Linked DNA regions of Mus musculus: region 2 is linked to region 1. The links are chromatin contacts, found by Hi-C or POLR2A ChIA-PET in ENCODE. All regions are on one chromosome and are shown on one strand. Each heading gives the region's core, a stretch centred on a gene start or an enhancer-like site at or near the end of the contact. The rest is flanking DNA. Distances are from core to core; before and after follow the strand shown.

The links. A loop is a pair of places that touch in the nucleus more often than their neighbours do. ChIA-PET counts read pairs that join two places held with the same protein, here RNA polymerase II (POLR2A).
Region 2: a loop to region 1 is called in a map of heart, with 7 times the contacts of the local background. The contact joins the promoter of Rnf149 here to the promoter of Cnot11 in region 1. A Hi-C loop is called at or near these places in 8 of 37 maps with a recorded cell type or tissue (T-helper 17 cell, T-helper 2 cell, heart and 1 more). POLR2A ChIA-PET finds 5 or more read pairs at or near these places in 4 of 5 experiments (Patski and embryonic stem cell).

What each region holds. Positions count from the first base shown.
Region 1 is chr1:39,532,357-39,540,156 of GRCm38, reverse strand. It overlaps Cnot11 (CCR4-NOT transcription complex, subunit 11), which reads right to left and starts at 4,456. Exons shown (of 7, transcript NM_028043.3): 1 at 3,820-4,456; 2 at 2,577-2,741; 3 at 1,734-1,886; 4 at 82-284. The coding sequence starts at 4,318.
Region 2 is chr1:39,573,211-39,581,010 of GRCm38, reverse strand. Rnf149 (ring finger protein 149) reads left to right here and starts at 3,664. Exons shown (of 7, transcript NM_001033135.3): 1 at 3,664-4,184. The coding sequence starts at 3,737. It overlaps LOC115485772 (a small nucleolar RNA gene), which reads left to right and starts at 7,136; the gene lies at 7,136-7,265.

The DNA.
Region 1 (7,800 bases), core at 3,207-5,706:
CTGCTTCCTGGGAAGAACACCCTGTGATAGGCACAGACAGGACACTGTAATAAAAACATACATACATACATACATACATACCTGTGTCTGTTGGGGAGACGACAGGGGGCTTTTGAAGGCTTTCGCCATGATCCGCTTGATCTCCACACCAGTGCTATTCTTCACACACATCGATCTGTCCCACTGGATGGCATGCTCGGGTTCTGTGGGATTTAGCCAGGCCAGTTCATCCTCACAGATGTGGAGAGGGGGTGGTGGGCGGATAAACTCTGGTCGAAAGTGGCCTATAATGAGAGTAACACATGACTGTCGGTGAGCTAACATTTGCACACACCCTATATGCATTTAATGAAGTACAAGGGTACCTTTAACAAGGACATGTGATAAGACATACTTCAAACAGTAATGCTATAAAAATCAGAGTTCCACGCTCAAATGACAACCGAGAACACGTGACCCCCCCCCAACACACACACCATCAGCATGATGCCAATACAAGTCTGTTTTTCAGAAAGAGGAAAACATGAACATGAACTGAGTTTTAATGCAAGCATAGCCACTTAGGCTGAGGATGCAGGTGTCAAATATGCAGATGCAGATGATGATGACGACAAGATAATGATGATGGTTGTTTTCTTAAAATCTCCTTTATGTCCTCAGGTGTCCTGGAATTCACTCTGTAGACCAGGCTACCCTCAAACTCACAGAGATCTGCTTGCCTCTACTTCCCGAGAGTTGGGATTAAAGGTATTTCTCATCGCAGTTAACATATAACTAAAATTTTATGAGTTTTTCCCCCTTAACTTTCTTTTTGTGGACCCTAGGACACCTCAGAATACTAAACAGAGTTCTTGGGGCTATCCCCACAATTCAAGGTTGATGTGTAAGTTATCAATTATTGACACACTAAAGTAAACTAGTTAGTACTTCTGAACTAACATCATACTTCATTTGGTTGCTCCACAGCTGAAAAGCCCAGAAAGAAAGGCTAAAGCCTCAACAATCACAACCACACAGCTTGCCCCCAGTGGCTTATTATGTTCTTGTATAAACACTTGCACCCTAACTCCAGTGACCCACAGTGCTATGCCCAAATGACCACTCTCAAGAAAGACAACGTATACTTTATATCTCAGTACTTAACAAGACAGACACCCAGCTGTCTATCCAGCTGTGGGCTCCACCTGCCTGCTAAGCCCCACAAAAGCCCAGGAGATGAAAACTTAGTAATTTCCACTAAACTGGGACACACGAGCTCCCACTCCTCTCCGCTGCCTCTGGTGTACAGCAGGAAGTTCTCTCTGTCCTGAGAGCAGATCTTACCCAGTCCATCACTAGCCTTCCAGAGAGCACTTCCCACAGAGGACAGAGGTGGGTGGCTGGATTATGGATCCTACTCTCAGCCGAGGATGACCAGGACTCTAAGGTCATCCTCAGCTACACAGGAAATTTCTAGACTACTCTGCGCTACATGAGACTATCTCATTAAAACAAACACAGTCATTTTGGTAAAACCTGAATTTTTATCTGCAGGCATGTGTGTGTGTGTGTGTGGGGGGGTGTACATCAAATAAGCAATAAACATCCTAGTGTATAACTAGCTGGTGTCTGTGTCTGCTATATTCTAGACAGCAAGGCAGTTAGTCTGTCATCAGGTACTGTAAGAAACGTAGAATTCCCGAGTGCTGCTAGAGTACAACCCTGAGAACATGAACTAAGCCCCATATACCTACTTTCAATAGGTGGCTTTGGGCCACTGACTAAAGACTCTGTGATCCGAGAGGCAACTGAGCTGTCAAATCCAGAGTTGGACGAGTCCGGGTCTGGGTCACTGAGGATGCTTGGGAAGCTGGCTTTGCTCTGGGTTGGCAGCTCAGACTGACGCTCTGGAACAGATTCAGACAAGAAGCATTCAAAGCATTTAAGCTAGACCTTGTAATGCCAGCACCTGGAAGGCGGAGACGAGAGTCAAGAACCCAAGGCCAGCCTGGGGGGCAGGGGGAGGGGCAGGGTGGCACAGAACATTTTAAAATTGAGAACATCGTGAACAGATCAGGAGTTCAAAGTAAATATCTTTAATCCCTATAAACCAAACAATAATAATATTAAAATAACTCCAAAAGAGAACATGGAGTGAGGTGGATGGCAGGGAGGGAGGTGCGGGGCAGAGACCAGGCTGGGTGTCAATCAGAAGCACAGAATAAGGAAACAGAAAAGAGAGTGGAGGAGGTGCTGGGGTACAAGGGTGTGATCTGGGATGGGGACTGGAGCGGGCCTGGCCTGGGGCTGCGTGCCTGAGTACTCAGAGTCAGCCAGTAAGAGCTCAGTTAGAGGCCAGCATGCTCTACCCAGCTCTTCCAGGACAGCCAAGGCTACACAAAGAAACCTGGTCTCAAAACAAACAAACAAAAGAGGGGGTGGCAGACAGGGAGACAGGGAAAGGACAGGGCAGGGCAGGATGGGAGAGGATCAAACAAAAACAGCAGAAATGTAAATTTAAAAGAAAAAACTTGTTGATTTTAAGCAGGGGATCTCAAGAACCGACAAGAATGTCCCAATCACTGGCCCTCCCTCACCTGCCAGGGCTAACTGAAGGCCGCTAATGTCCACAGACTGTCCCATGTTTCCAACGTCCATCAAGGCAATCTGGCGAGGTGTCTTTTTGAACAGTTCCCTTGGGGGTGCCAGCATGAGCTGGGAGAGGAAAAACTTTTCTGGTGGAGTTATAGGAGGCAGGAACCCTGCAAATAAGAATGCATGCCGGTTTCTCGCCAATGGGTACTGGTAAAGTTTTAAAATTTAACTTTAAAAGTTAACTGGAAACTTTGCTACTTGCCACGTGGAGCTATTCTTATGATCTAAATGTAACTGAGTTCCAGCTGATTGAATATTCACACTTAGTACACATAGTAATCCATAAACAAATATATCGCTTGAGATTCTGTGATCTATGGAAATGTCAATGAAACGTAAGGTTTTAATAGCTGTTGAGAACTTTTTGTTATCAAATACTTAGATTCCTACAAATTTAAACATACTTTAAAAATTATATATATATGTATATGTGTGTGTATATCTATATCTCTATCTCTATCTCTATATCTATATATATGTACATATGTACATGTATGTCAGCCTGTGAGTGGTACAGCTGTCCCAGAGTCCTGGACGAGGCTCATGGTATAGAGGAAGTGACCCTGGGTTCCATCCACAGCACCAAATTTAGGGGCGCATCCTCAGGTGTAATCTATGCCTGATCTTAGCAATGCTGCAAAAGCAAACATTCCACAATACTGCCCAGGACACATGCATCTTTGAATGGTTAATTAGAAACGACTTCATCCTCTCCTCACGCGACATTACAGCTAACCAAGGAGTTGGCTGCAAAGACTTTAGATATTGTGGTGATGTGGACTTCAACCTCAGGTTCTTAATACCGACTTCTTTACTCGGAGGCTTAAAAAGGGGGTAAACTCAGTGCCATTGGCTGTAACTTCGCATACCTCAGGACCTTACAATCAAGAATGAACCGTATCTGGCATACTAAAATATGTCCAGCCCGTTTGTGGGCTTGTACGATGTGTTGGCTTTTTCGATTGGGAGGGATCATCTGGAGTGTAGTGAATTTGAAAAAAAAAAAAAACCAAAAAAACAAAACTTGCAACTTCTATCTCTCCCCTATTTTAGGGAAAGAAAGTATGGAAAAGGAGGGAGGGTCGATCCCCTCCAAGGAGGCTGAATGTCCCTAGCTGACGACCCCCCTCCCACCCCCACCCCAGAACAGCTGGCTGCGCCCGCACGGCTGGCTGCGGGACGTACCTGAGAGCGGGGGCCGGTCGGGCTCCTGGCCGCCGCGGGCGGGCGGCGCCGGGTTGAGCAGGTGCGCGAAGCTGGCCGCGAACGGGTTGGCGGCGAGCGGCTCGGTGCGGTACATCTCCCAGAGCAGGTAGAGCGCCGTGAGGCGCTGCGCCGCGCTAGGCAGCAGGTCCGGCTGCTGCAGCAGCATCACCAGCACCGAGCCCAGGCGGAAGTGGTCGGCCTTGCTGAAGTAGTGGTGGAAGGCGGTGGACAGGCCCTCGAAGGTGCTGCCGCCGCCCGCCTCCTCCGAGATGATGCTCAGCAGGCTCGAGAGCTCCTTCGGGGTCAGGCTCATCCTGCCCGCGGGGCCTCCAATCCCTGGCCCAGGGCCGCCTGCTCCGCCTCGGCCTCCGCTCGAGCCCGCCGGGCCGCTCCGGAACGCCGCTGCCTCCCGCGCCCCTCTGGGATCCGCTGAGGAGAGAAGCCGGCCAGACGCCGTGCTCGCCCCGCCGCCGGGCATCAACCTCGCCCGCCTACCCCGCTTCCCGGCCGAGAGGCCCAAGGCGCCGACTCGCTGCGTCCTCCCGCGGCCGTAAAGCGCACCCTTCCGCGACAGCGTCGCAAACAAAAACAGTGCCTAAGTCAGACGAGCGGAACGGAGACACAGGGCCGACAGACCGACGACGCTGGCCGAGCGGAGGTTCCGGAGACGCGAGTGGGCGGGGCGCCGTGTCCGGAAGGGGGCGGGGCGCCGTGGAGGGCGGGGCCGCGTGGTCTCTGAGCTGTCCGAGTGGTCCTTCCCTGCCTGAGTGATGTAGAGACCGCCGTTAATTGCCCTTAAAGCCCTCAGAAGCGATCCTTGGGTGACAGGGTGGCGCCAAACCTGCCCAGTCAATATTGCCTAAGTTATAATTTGGAAACTAGGTCTTAGATGCTAACTGGTCTGATAGAGCATCCTTGACGGCTCATTTCTTGTAAATACCAATGAAAACAGGATTCTCAGAAACAGTTTAAATTTCGAGCCTTGCTCGTATTCTCAGAGATGGGGTCGTACCGCACATAAACGTTTGGTTATGTGAACAAAAATCTAGGCGAGGCCGGCACCAGGGAGGCAGAGGCAGACGAACCCCTGTGAGTTCGAGGCCAGCCTGGTCTAAAAAGAAAGAAAAAAAAAAATCTGAGAAAACTGTCTCGAGAAATATTCGTTTACAAAATCGTTTGCAGTGCTTCTTTTTCCTTAGCCTGCCCTAGGGCACTTTTTCTGGACGCCTTGGCTGAACACTGGAAAACCCTGGAAATTTCTTTACATACCAGCCTCCTGGACCTGGTCCCCTGTGATCTGTTTCAAAGGCACCGCTGCCCGCTCCCCACCCCTATGCTCCGGTGGTGACTAGTATCCACTCTAGAGTTACAGAAACCGAGCGACTGTCATCAGCGTCACCTGCTAGCTACCCTGTGCTAAAACTCTTCGGCAGCTGAAAGTTTTCTATTTACCGCTGAAGTTCTCAAGGAAATCTTCAGGAACAGGTGATGGGTATGGCGCATATTTTAAAGGCCTCTTTAGTTTACTGTTAAACCTGTGGAGGGGTTCTGCCAATGAACATTGCAATCAGCAGAAAATATAGCTTGCCAAACGGGGCAAATGATTCAAATTACCTCTTCTACTACTACTACTACTACTACTACTACTACTACTACTACTACTACTAATTAGTCAACTATGTTCTCTTTGAGCCTTTTTACATTGGATGCTCTATGACAACTAATCATACTAAAACCCACTCATGCTAGTTATTGTCATAACTTATTGTTAGTTGATAACTTAAATGTTAGTACAGTATGGGTGTTTCGAGATGTTTTAAGGTATTTGAGCACAGCACGTTACCCGCCAATAGAGCTGATTTCCACTAAGATTAATACCAAGAGCGTCTTCCCTGTTTCCACTGGGCTTGTTTCTAGGGTTTCTCTGCCATTACCACAAACTGAGTTCATTTTCACTGTAGAACCCACTTCCTCTCCCTTCCTGAGGCTGAACGTCTGGAATGGGTTATATCAATTCTGCCATTCACCTTTGAAGCATCAAGGGGAGAATTCTTCCAAGTCTTGTTCTAGCTTCCAGTGATATCCAAAGACCCTGGTATCCCTTGGCTTATAGCTGCACCTTTCCTTAATTGTTATTAAGTTTCGAACTGGGACTCCCTGCTGAGATGCATATTAACATATCAAAGCTAACCCGGCAGCCTGTTTTTTTCCCAGCCACCCCCAGTTCCTACCTGACAGGCTATGGCTGGCACACCCCTCTCTCTACCCTGAACTCTGCAGCCTAGAGGGTGGGCTACCCTTCCACTACAGGATCTTCCCTATAGAACCCAGACTTTTTCTTTTAAAAGGATTTATTTATTTTTATGTATATGAGTACACTGTCGCTGTCTTCAGACACACTAGAAGAGGGCATCAGATCTCATTACAAATGGTTGTGAGCCACCATGTGGTCACTGGGAATTGAACTCGGGACCTCTGGAAGAGCAGTCAGTGCTCTTAACCACTGAGACATCTCTCCAGCCCTAAACCCAGAGTCCCAGTTCCTTTTGTACCTTTGGACTCCTGACAGCTGTACATGGTCCCCCCCTTCTCCCCACATGGTCCAGCTTGGTCTAGTCATGTCCACTCTGGATGGTCCTGCCTTTACCCACACTCTCTGATGTATTTATAAAAAGACAAAGACAGGGGAAATATGTTCTATGGGACCAGCCACACACGGGATAGTATAGAATAGAGTTTATTCAGGGCATGGGGAGAGGGGTCAAGAGGGTAGCAGAGGCAGAGAAAGGGGGAGAGGAGAGAGGAGATGAGCGGAGAAAAGAGGAGCGGAGAGGAGGGGAGAAAAGAGGAGCGGAGAGGAGAGGAGAGGGGAGGGAAGGGGAGAGGAGGGGAGAGGAGGGGAGAGGAGGGGAGAGGAGGGGAGAGGAGGGGAGAGGAGAGGAGAGGAGAGGAAAGGAAGAGGAGGAGGAGGAGGAGGAGGAGAGGCAAGCCATGAGCACATGGAGAAAGAGGGGGAAAGGAAATGGGGAGAGAGCAGGAATGAAAAGCAGGAAAGCAAGAGCAAGAGGGCAAGAGAGAGAGAGGAGGGGCAAGCAGCCCCTTTTATAGTGAGTCAGGCACACCTGGCTGTTGCCAGGTAACTATGGGGCAGAGCTTAGACAAAATGCTAACACTCTCCCTTTTATCTACTTTCTCCCCCTCCATACTGAGGAGCAGTCACATCCTTTCCTTATTTCTTCTCTTCATTCAGTCATGTCTCCTCTAAGTTTCTCTGTGGCCTCCTGCTACAGAAGGCTGTGCTCTGGGCACCACATGGTTGTTGCTGGGATTACCCACACGAGACCCTCAGAAGATCAGACCCACTAACATTCACTGTGGAAGGAGAGTGGGCTCGTGCGTGGGCTTGTGAAGTGCTGCACTCGACACACAAGGCCCTGCTCCTCCCAGGATGAAGAGCAGTTATTGGTTGTTGGGTTAGAGACTGAAGTGGTGCCAACGCCCGTGAGTTGTCTATACTCCTGTGGGTAACCCCTGCTCACGCTCCTGTAAGTATCCACCCAACTGAACTCACTGATTCACCGAGGTAAGTAAACGTGAGGTCTAGTTTTGGTGCCCTGCCAGGGGTGAATAGATAATTGTTTATATCGTCCCAGGAAAGACAGGGACAAAAGTCCCCAATACCCTACCCCTGCCTGGCTCCCCTACCCACTCACTCCCAGTTCTTGGCCCTGGCTTTCCCCTGTCCTGGAGCATATAAAGTTTGTTAAACCAAGGGGCCATTCTTCCCAATGATGGCCAACTAGGCCATCTTCTGCTACATATGCAGCCAGAAACATGAGCTCTGGGGGTACTGGTTAGTTCATATTGTTGTTCCACCTATAGGGTTGCAGACCCCTTCAGCTCTTGGGTACTTTCTCTAGCTCCTACACTAGAACACTGGGGGCCCTGTGTTCTGTCCCA
Region 2 (7,800 bases), core at 2,415-4,914, 42 kb before region 1:
TATTAAAATTATTATAAAAAATTATGTGATGTTTGGTGTGTCCTTCAGAGTGATGTAACAAGAAAAAGGAAGTACATGTCAACCTAAAATTGCCAGCCACACTCTGGTCATTCTTGAACCTAAGTTAGGAGTGTAGACAGCTTCATTCCGTTAGCTTCTCTACTCTGAGAACTATTTGAATACTCCTGTACTAAAAGGCAAGGATCTCTCTGTTCTTTCCCTTCCAAAAATAAGGGTTGAGGATAAGCCTGGTCAGCTCTTCCACAGAAGGAGAATTGGAGTGGTGAAGTCAGGATACGAGAAAGTCTTGGAAGTGTGAGTCCGAGGCAGCACCTAACAGCAGGGAAAGCCAGCTGGGGCTTGGTTTGATGATCAAAAAGTAAGAACCCAACTACATGGGTAGTGGCGAATGCCTCTAATCCCAGCACTTGGGAGGCAGAGACAGACAGATCTCTATGAGTTCAAGGCCAGCCTGGTCTTCAGAGTAAGTTCTAGGACAGCCTGGGCTATGATGAGAAACTCTGCCAATGGTGGCAGGGAGAGAAGAAAAGAGAAGAGAAGAGAAGAGAAGAGAAGAGAAGAGAAGAGAAGAGAAGAGAAGAGAAGAGAAGAGAAGGAGAGTAAGGGAAAGAAAAGAACGAGTAAAAACCAAGAAGTTGTGCAGGACCCAAGAGTTCAAAAGCATTAAGGGCTGCCTCATTAGTCCATTGGACTTCTTTGAGTGAGTGTTTAATTAATCATGAGTTCTGTACCATGGAATAGTAAAAATCTGCTTTATTCATATGACAAGTGTTTGCATTCCGTCTAACCTCCACCCAACAGTTACCTAGCAACAGCCAGGTAGGCCTGACCCACTATAAAAGGGGCTACTTGCCCCTTCCCCCTCTCTTGCTCTTTTGTTCTCTTGCTTTCTTGCTCCTGCTCTGCCCCTTCCCCATTCCCTTCCCCCTTCTCTCTCTCCATGTGCTCATGGCCTGCCTCTCTCTCTCTCTCTCTCTCTCCCCCCCCCTCTCTGCCTTTCTCTGCCTCTACTACCCTCTTAACTCCCCTCCCCATGCCCTGAATACACTCTATTCTATCTATTCTATACTATACCATCATGTGGCTGGTCCCTCAGGGGGAAGGGTTGCCTTGGCATGGGCCTGCAGAGACACCCCCTTCCCCCACACCTCACCACATACTCCCATAGAACATATCCCATCTTCTCTTTATCTTTTTATAAACACATCATTGGAGGGACTGGGATTTAGAAACTCTGCAGGTTTGCATCCCACTCCAGCTATCACATGGAGATTCACACTCACTAGCCTAGAACTTGGAAGCCCCCGTTCCCCACTGGTCAGAGTAAACTTACATCTGCATGCTCCCAACATACTGCTAGTTGAAGCTGGCACTCGAAGAGAGCAAGCAAGAAATCCTGGCCCTTATGAAGGCCCCAAACCTTATTCCGAAATCAGTATTGGTAGCATGAAATTAATGTGCATACATATTATGCACAAGTGACATGGGAAACCGAGCTTTTGTTAGCCCATGGTCAGCCAAGACAGGTTTTACAGAAGAAACAGCTGAAGGGTTAAAATTTCAAAACCAATGTAGTGTTTGCCCGAACAAGAGGCAGAAGGAAGAGGTCATTTCAGGAAGAAGGAAATAATGTGTCAGACAGCAAGAAACCACAGCGCTGTGTTCTGGGAACTAAAAGCCTTTGCATTGCTGAAGCACAGCGCCAGGGGTTCTCGGGAGTGTTCCTCAGGCTGAAACACACCATCTTGTTCTGGGTCTAAAACATGGGAAAGGCCTTAACCTGGAAATCCTATTGGCCTTTAAAACATGCTTTCCTGGGGCTGGGGCGATGGGTCAGTGGTTAAGAACCTAGGTTTGATTCTGAGCACCCATATAGTGGCTGGCAATAGTCTATAACTCCAGTTCCAGGGCTAGTCAAGGGACATAAAACATACATGGTGAATAGATATATATGCAGGCAAAACACTCACATACATAAAATAAAAATAAATACATTATTTTAGTAATGGGAGTGGGAGAAGAGGTTTAACTTTAAAGCTACTCCTAGCTGGAACTCAGGCTGTGTCTCATACCACAGATGCAATCCAAAAGATAAAAAGAACCAGGTCTAACCTAAAACATATTGGTCTGGGCCCCAACAAACTACTTCCTGTAATTATAAACTCTTGCACAAAGAAGGAAGACTAGTGAGTCAATCAGAAATCAAAGCCCTGAACTTCATTTCCAGCTCCTTAGTGGTTTGTTTGGTAGAAATAAAGAGACTGACGATGATTTCACGAATCACACAGTTTATTGCCACACAAAGGGGACTTTTGGCATTTGCTCACACTGAGTAAAGAGGGGGAAACAACATGAGCAAGCCTCACAGGGAACATGGTTCAGAAATGCGGCAGCACAACGGCATAGTGAGTGAGTTTTGAAATCATGAGTTCAGTTGCTCCATCAGAATCGAAGCAGGCCTCTGCTGAAAGTCCAGTGTAATTAAAGACTTGGTGTTCCTTTATAGAACTGGTTCTCAGGAGAAACTGGTTTGACCAATACAACAGAGATCTGTGAGGTGACCTGAGGCCCCTCAGATAAAAAGGATAATATAAGTCAGGCTTAGGGATGAGTTGAAGGTCTGTCACAGTATATGCCTGTGTGTGTATGTCTTCAGAATAGTGCCTAACAATGTATAGCTATGCATTAAGTCCATCACTTAAGTGTCCACTTCTTAGGTTTAAATACATTTTGATATTCAGTAGCTCATATATGAAGAGGTATTTTAAATGTCTTTTGATATTTGGTAACTCGGGTGTGATGTCTCCTCAGCGTTATGGAGAGATCTCCTGTGTTTATTCGGGTCTAGTCAGACTTCACATTCTTCAAAGGAAATACCTTTCAGGTTCGCTGGGGTTGATCTACCAGAGCATCTCAAATCTCAGCTCTACTCAAGATTTTACCGGAGCAGAGTTACCATACTTGCATTTAACTATGTTTAGTGTGTTCAGGATCTTTTAATGGTACACTGAAAGTATCCACCCACTGTGTTGTCGAAGGACTATCTATCAGCCACCATTTACCTCCAAACAAATCCTTTCCCCTTTTTCCCCCCTTTTGATTAATGTAGCACCTTCGTCTTCGTCCAAACAGAGGCACACATAAACTAAGGAGAAGGAAGAAAGGGCTCGAAGGCAACCATTGAGAAAAGAGCAACAAAGAATTTAATATATTACAGAGTTTGTAACAAAAGGCATCTGGACAACTTGACTTAGTGGTTTTTGTTGTTGTTTGCTTGTTTGTTTAAGTGGTTTAGGCAGCCAGGCTTTTGCCGCGTGCCTTGCACAGTCAACTCCACCCTCTGAGAAACTTTACACAACCGCAGTCCCACGCTGGCCGACCCGGAGCGCACAAACTTCCCCAGACTTGGGGACTCTGGCAGCAGGGTTGCACAACTCTCTGCAGCATCTGCAAGCTTCAGCTCGGCCGCCCACAGCCCTGCGGCACAGACCCTGGCGCCTGCGCACTCCTCACGCCCGCGGGCAGGGCCCCACCCCTTCCGTCGCCACGCCCCGGTCACGCCCCTCCAGGTGCGCGTGCGCCGCGGGTCCGCCCCCGCCGCGCTCGGCGGTCTCTCGCGAGCCGCCGCCGTCTCCTCAAAGCTGTGGGCCAGCCTGGAGTGAGTCGCCTCGTTCTGACTCGCGCTCTTCTTCCTCAGTAGCCCGGCCGGGCGGCCATGGCGGCGCGGCGGCGGCCCGCGGCCGGCGTGGGAGCCCGGGACGCACTCGCGGTGCTGGCGCTGGCCTTGTGTACTCCCGGGGTGGGCGGCGGGGCGCTCGAGTGGTACTCGGCCATGGTGAGCATCGAATACGTGGACCCGCAGTCGAACCTGACGGTGTGGAGCGTGTCGGAGAGCGGCCGCTTCGGAGAAAGCTCGCTCCGGGAGGAGAGGCAGGGCCTGGTGGGCGTCCCGCGCGCGCCCGCGCCCGCGGAGGGCTGCGCGCCCGACACGCGCTTCGTGGCGCCCGGCGCCCTCGGCAACGCGCCCTGGGTGGCGCTGGTGGCGCGAGGCGGCTGCACCTTCAAGGACAAGGTGCTGGCGGCGGCGCGGAGGAACGCCTCGGCCGTGGTGGTCTACAACCTGGAGAGCAACGGGAACGCCACCGAGCCCATGTCTCACGCGGGTGAGCAGGCCGGGCGCTGGGCCGCTGGCCGCGGCCGGGGCGAGCCTGGTGGTTCCCCGGGTGGTGTGGAGAGGGAAGTGCGTGCACACGCTGCAGGATCGGAGCTTCACCTCGGGAGGGTGAGAAAGCTGGGAAGGGCCCTCGGCCGGGGAGTAGCAAACACACCGGTGGCAGGTCCTACGGAGTTCAGTAACTCTACAGATTCCCGAACCCGGGTCGCTTCCTAAGGTCGGCTCACGGACTCCCAAAGTTGGTTGAGTGGAGAGTGTGTAGGAGTGGACGGCTGGCGCCGCCAGGCTCGCATTGTCTCTTCACCAACCTAAAGTGGCTACTCGATGTGGTTTCTTCCTCTCGATGAGGCGAATATGAGTGTTTTCAAAACCCTGGATCAAAAAACCTGGGTTTTCTTGCTGTAGTTTCTCTCTCGACGCATGTAGGGTGATCGCACTAGCTCCTGGTTTGGACAGTTTGAATTCAGATGAATTTTTTTTTTTAAACTGTTTTCATTGAAGGAAAGAAAGGCCTTGCTACCTCTGTCAGGAGGCCACCTCTAAACACGCTGTTCCAGGGGACAGACAAGGATGAGTTTGCAAAATGTCATCCTTGGGACAGAGTTCTCTCCGGGGACCCAGAATTTGATTGTGTTTCTCTTGTGCCTTCTAAGATCACATTAGCTTTAGGCATCACACGGTTGACTCATTCTGAATTTCCTGTGATTAGGGTTTTTAAGTTTCTGCTACTAGCTAAGACATCTTTCTTCCTGTACTGCATTTTTGTTCTCGTTCTGTTTTGGTGTGCATGCGACACAGAGCTTATAAAGACAGAAAAGTGACCTTGGGTTTAACCATTTTTTTTAACGCGGTTGGGAATGATGGCCATTTGATGACAAGGAAGTGAGCTACGAGTACAGATCAACTCTTTTTTTCTTGGTTGACTCCAGATTAGGAGAGAAATGGGTATAAATTGCAGAAGCATAGCAGGGTGAAGTAAGAGAAGGTAAGGAACACTTGAAATGGTGTGAAAGTAATCTGCTAGAATGGAGAAATGTCCAGAGAAGTCGGGTCTTTAAGAACTCAAGAGTTTGTTGGCTGTGGACCACGGTGGTGGGTGAGAATAGACCGATGTCCCTGCGGTGGTGTTGACTCAGGCAGTTAGTCCGCTGATTGCAAATCAGCCTAATTGTCACTGTCCACACACCATCTTTCCACAAGGCTCCTGAGAGATCCTAGCATCCCAGATATATGTTCCCAAGTTAAGTTCTGTCAGCGAAGATAGGCCGGTGTGACTCCTCGATGTTGGGTGTGTACATGTGTGGATGCACGCACATCTAATGTAGACCGTTTTCTTTTCAGTGACAAGCTCATTACCCTACAATTTTCTAACTCTACCCTTCTGCATTTTTTGATAATGACATTGACATCCTACCAAGCAGACACCTCTTGTTCTAAACATGGCTCAGCAATCTTTCTTGTTTATATTGTTGACATATAATTTATCTGGACCCAGGAAAACACCTCAATCATGTTGACTAGAATCTTCCTTTGGAGGGACACTTCCTTCCCCATTATTTGCCTTCTTTCTAGTTTTCTTAGGATAATAATAGTTGCCGTTTTTTGTTTTGTTTTATTTAAAGGGAGGATCATTACCTTTTGGAAAGTTCATGAAAGTACCCATGCAAGTGACTGAATCTTCCTGGAGTCCCTTTAAGTTAGATCCCTAAAGAAACATGCAAAAGCCTTTTAAAACTTGGTCCTTTATTACTTGGTGACCTACAGGATGTTTAGCTACATTCCTGCCTTCCCACATTCTAGAAGTTTTCCCCACACTTGTAACAATCAGAAATACCTTGAGATTTTGCCAGAACTACAGGGAGCAACAAAATTATCTAGCATTTTGAACCACTGGCCAAAGGAAAATTAATTTGGTAGCAGTGTGACTGATAAACAGGAAAAACTAGAAATAAAGTTAGACCCTTGATCTTCAGCTGTAGACACTGCAAAGATGGGGAAGTTAGCTCTCATAGAACTTAGTCCATTTGGGTACCAGGTATTGATAATCTGGCACTTGAGAAGAATTAAGATGGGAGAAGCCAGCTTTGACAGACCTTATTTAAATTTGATTGAATATCATTTTTTAGAGCCACTGAGGCTGTTTAGACTTAGATTGGTTTCCTCCGTTTAGTCAAAATGTAGCTGAAGCCTGGAAACCCCACTGATTGAGCTGTTCTTAGTGCTTCTGTGTAACACTGGATTTCTATGAAACAGGTAGAAGTGTGCTTCTAAAATTGAATACTGATAACTTTCCTATGTTGTAGGGAATAGTTTTCCAGTTCTTCTGAAACTCATTGCTTCTCTTACTGGAATCTAGCACTACATAGCTTTAAAATTTTAAGTCATTATTGAAATGGAGGATTTTAAAGAATCAGTACTTTAAGATCACACTCTCAGAACAGCAGTAAGGACTTACTTTCTAACTTTAATACCTTACATTCTAACTTTAGCAGACCCTTTGGGCCAAGCATTGTACCTGCTTGTTGGAAATACCTAAGTGTCTGCCTGTGTTGGGTTTATGGTCTGTCAGTAATGATAAACATAACTTCACAGGCCGGAAAAGTTTATACTGAACTGAACTATAGGCACAGGTGCTTAGAAAGCCTATCGAGCGGCTGGGTGTTGGTACCCAAGATAAGTTGTAGAAATTATCTTGACCAAGATAGGGGAAAGCAGATAAAGGCCAAGTCATTAAGGTCGTAGAGTTGGACTTACTGTAGTTCTTGGAGGTTAATAAGTAACATGCTCCTCCAGCTGAAGTTTTTCGCCATGACGTTTTAGGTATGACATTTTACATCCTTGAATCTTACTTACTATGTGCTAAACAATTGGCAGAAGGTTGGAGAAAGGGCTTGAATTGCATCAAGTCAAAGGGCGTTACAGAGATACAGAAGAGTATCTTAGCCAGCCCATTAATCCGCTTACCTGAATGGTCCTGCAGACATTTAGAAAAAACTGGCAATGGTAAGACCACATTACAAACCTTAAAGATTACTCAGGTCTTTTAAGGCCATTGAAAATGGCCACAATATTGATGGGAAGCATAAGACATAAATTAAAATTTCACTGTGACTAGTTCTAAGAACTAAGTTTTAGAAAAAAAGGAAAAGAAATAACCAACTTTAGAGAAGCCATATATTAAGAGATATTCATTTTGTACCGGAAATGCATATTAAATGTTCTTTGATGCATAGATAATTATTGATTATCTGTAATACCATGCTCTCAAATAATCTACAACTTCACATTTGAATTTAAAATATATCTTGGTGCCATAAGGAGCCAGAAGTGGCATCCTAACAGCCTCATAGAAGATGGGGCCAGCTAAGACAGCTCCCCAGAAAGATCTTGACGGACAGGTTCGGGATATTAGGAAGTCGTGTATATGTGTGGTAGGTGGGCTTAGGACTTGTGTGTAGCAGAGGTAGTGTTACAAAAGACTAAAAGATCTGAAATGAACTCACATGGAAAAGCTGCAAAAGAGTTCTCTCAGCAAGAGTGTTCTGTACTATTTACTCCATTTTTCGGGAGGAGGTAGAGGTAAAGTGTTTGTTGTTTTGTGTTTT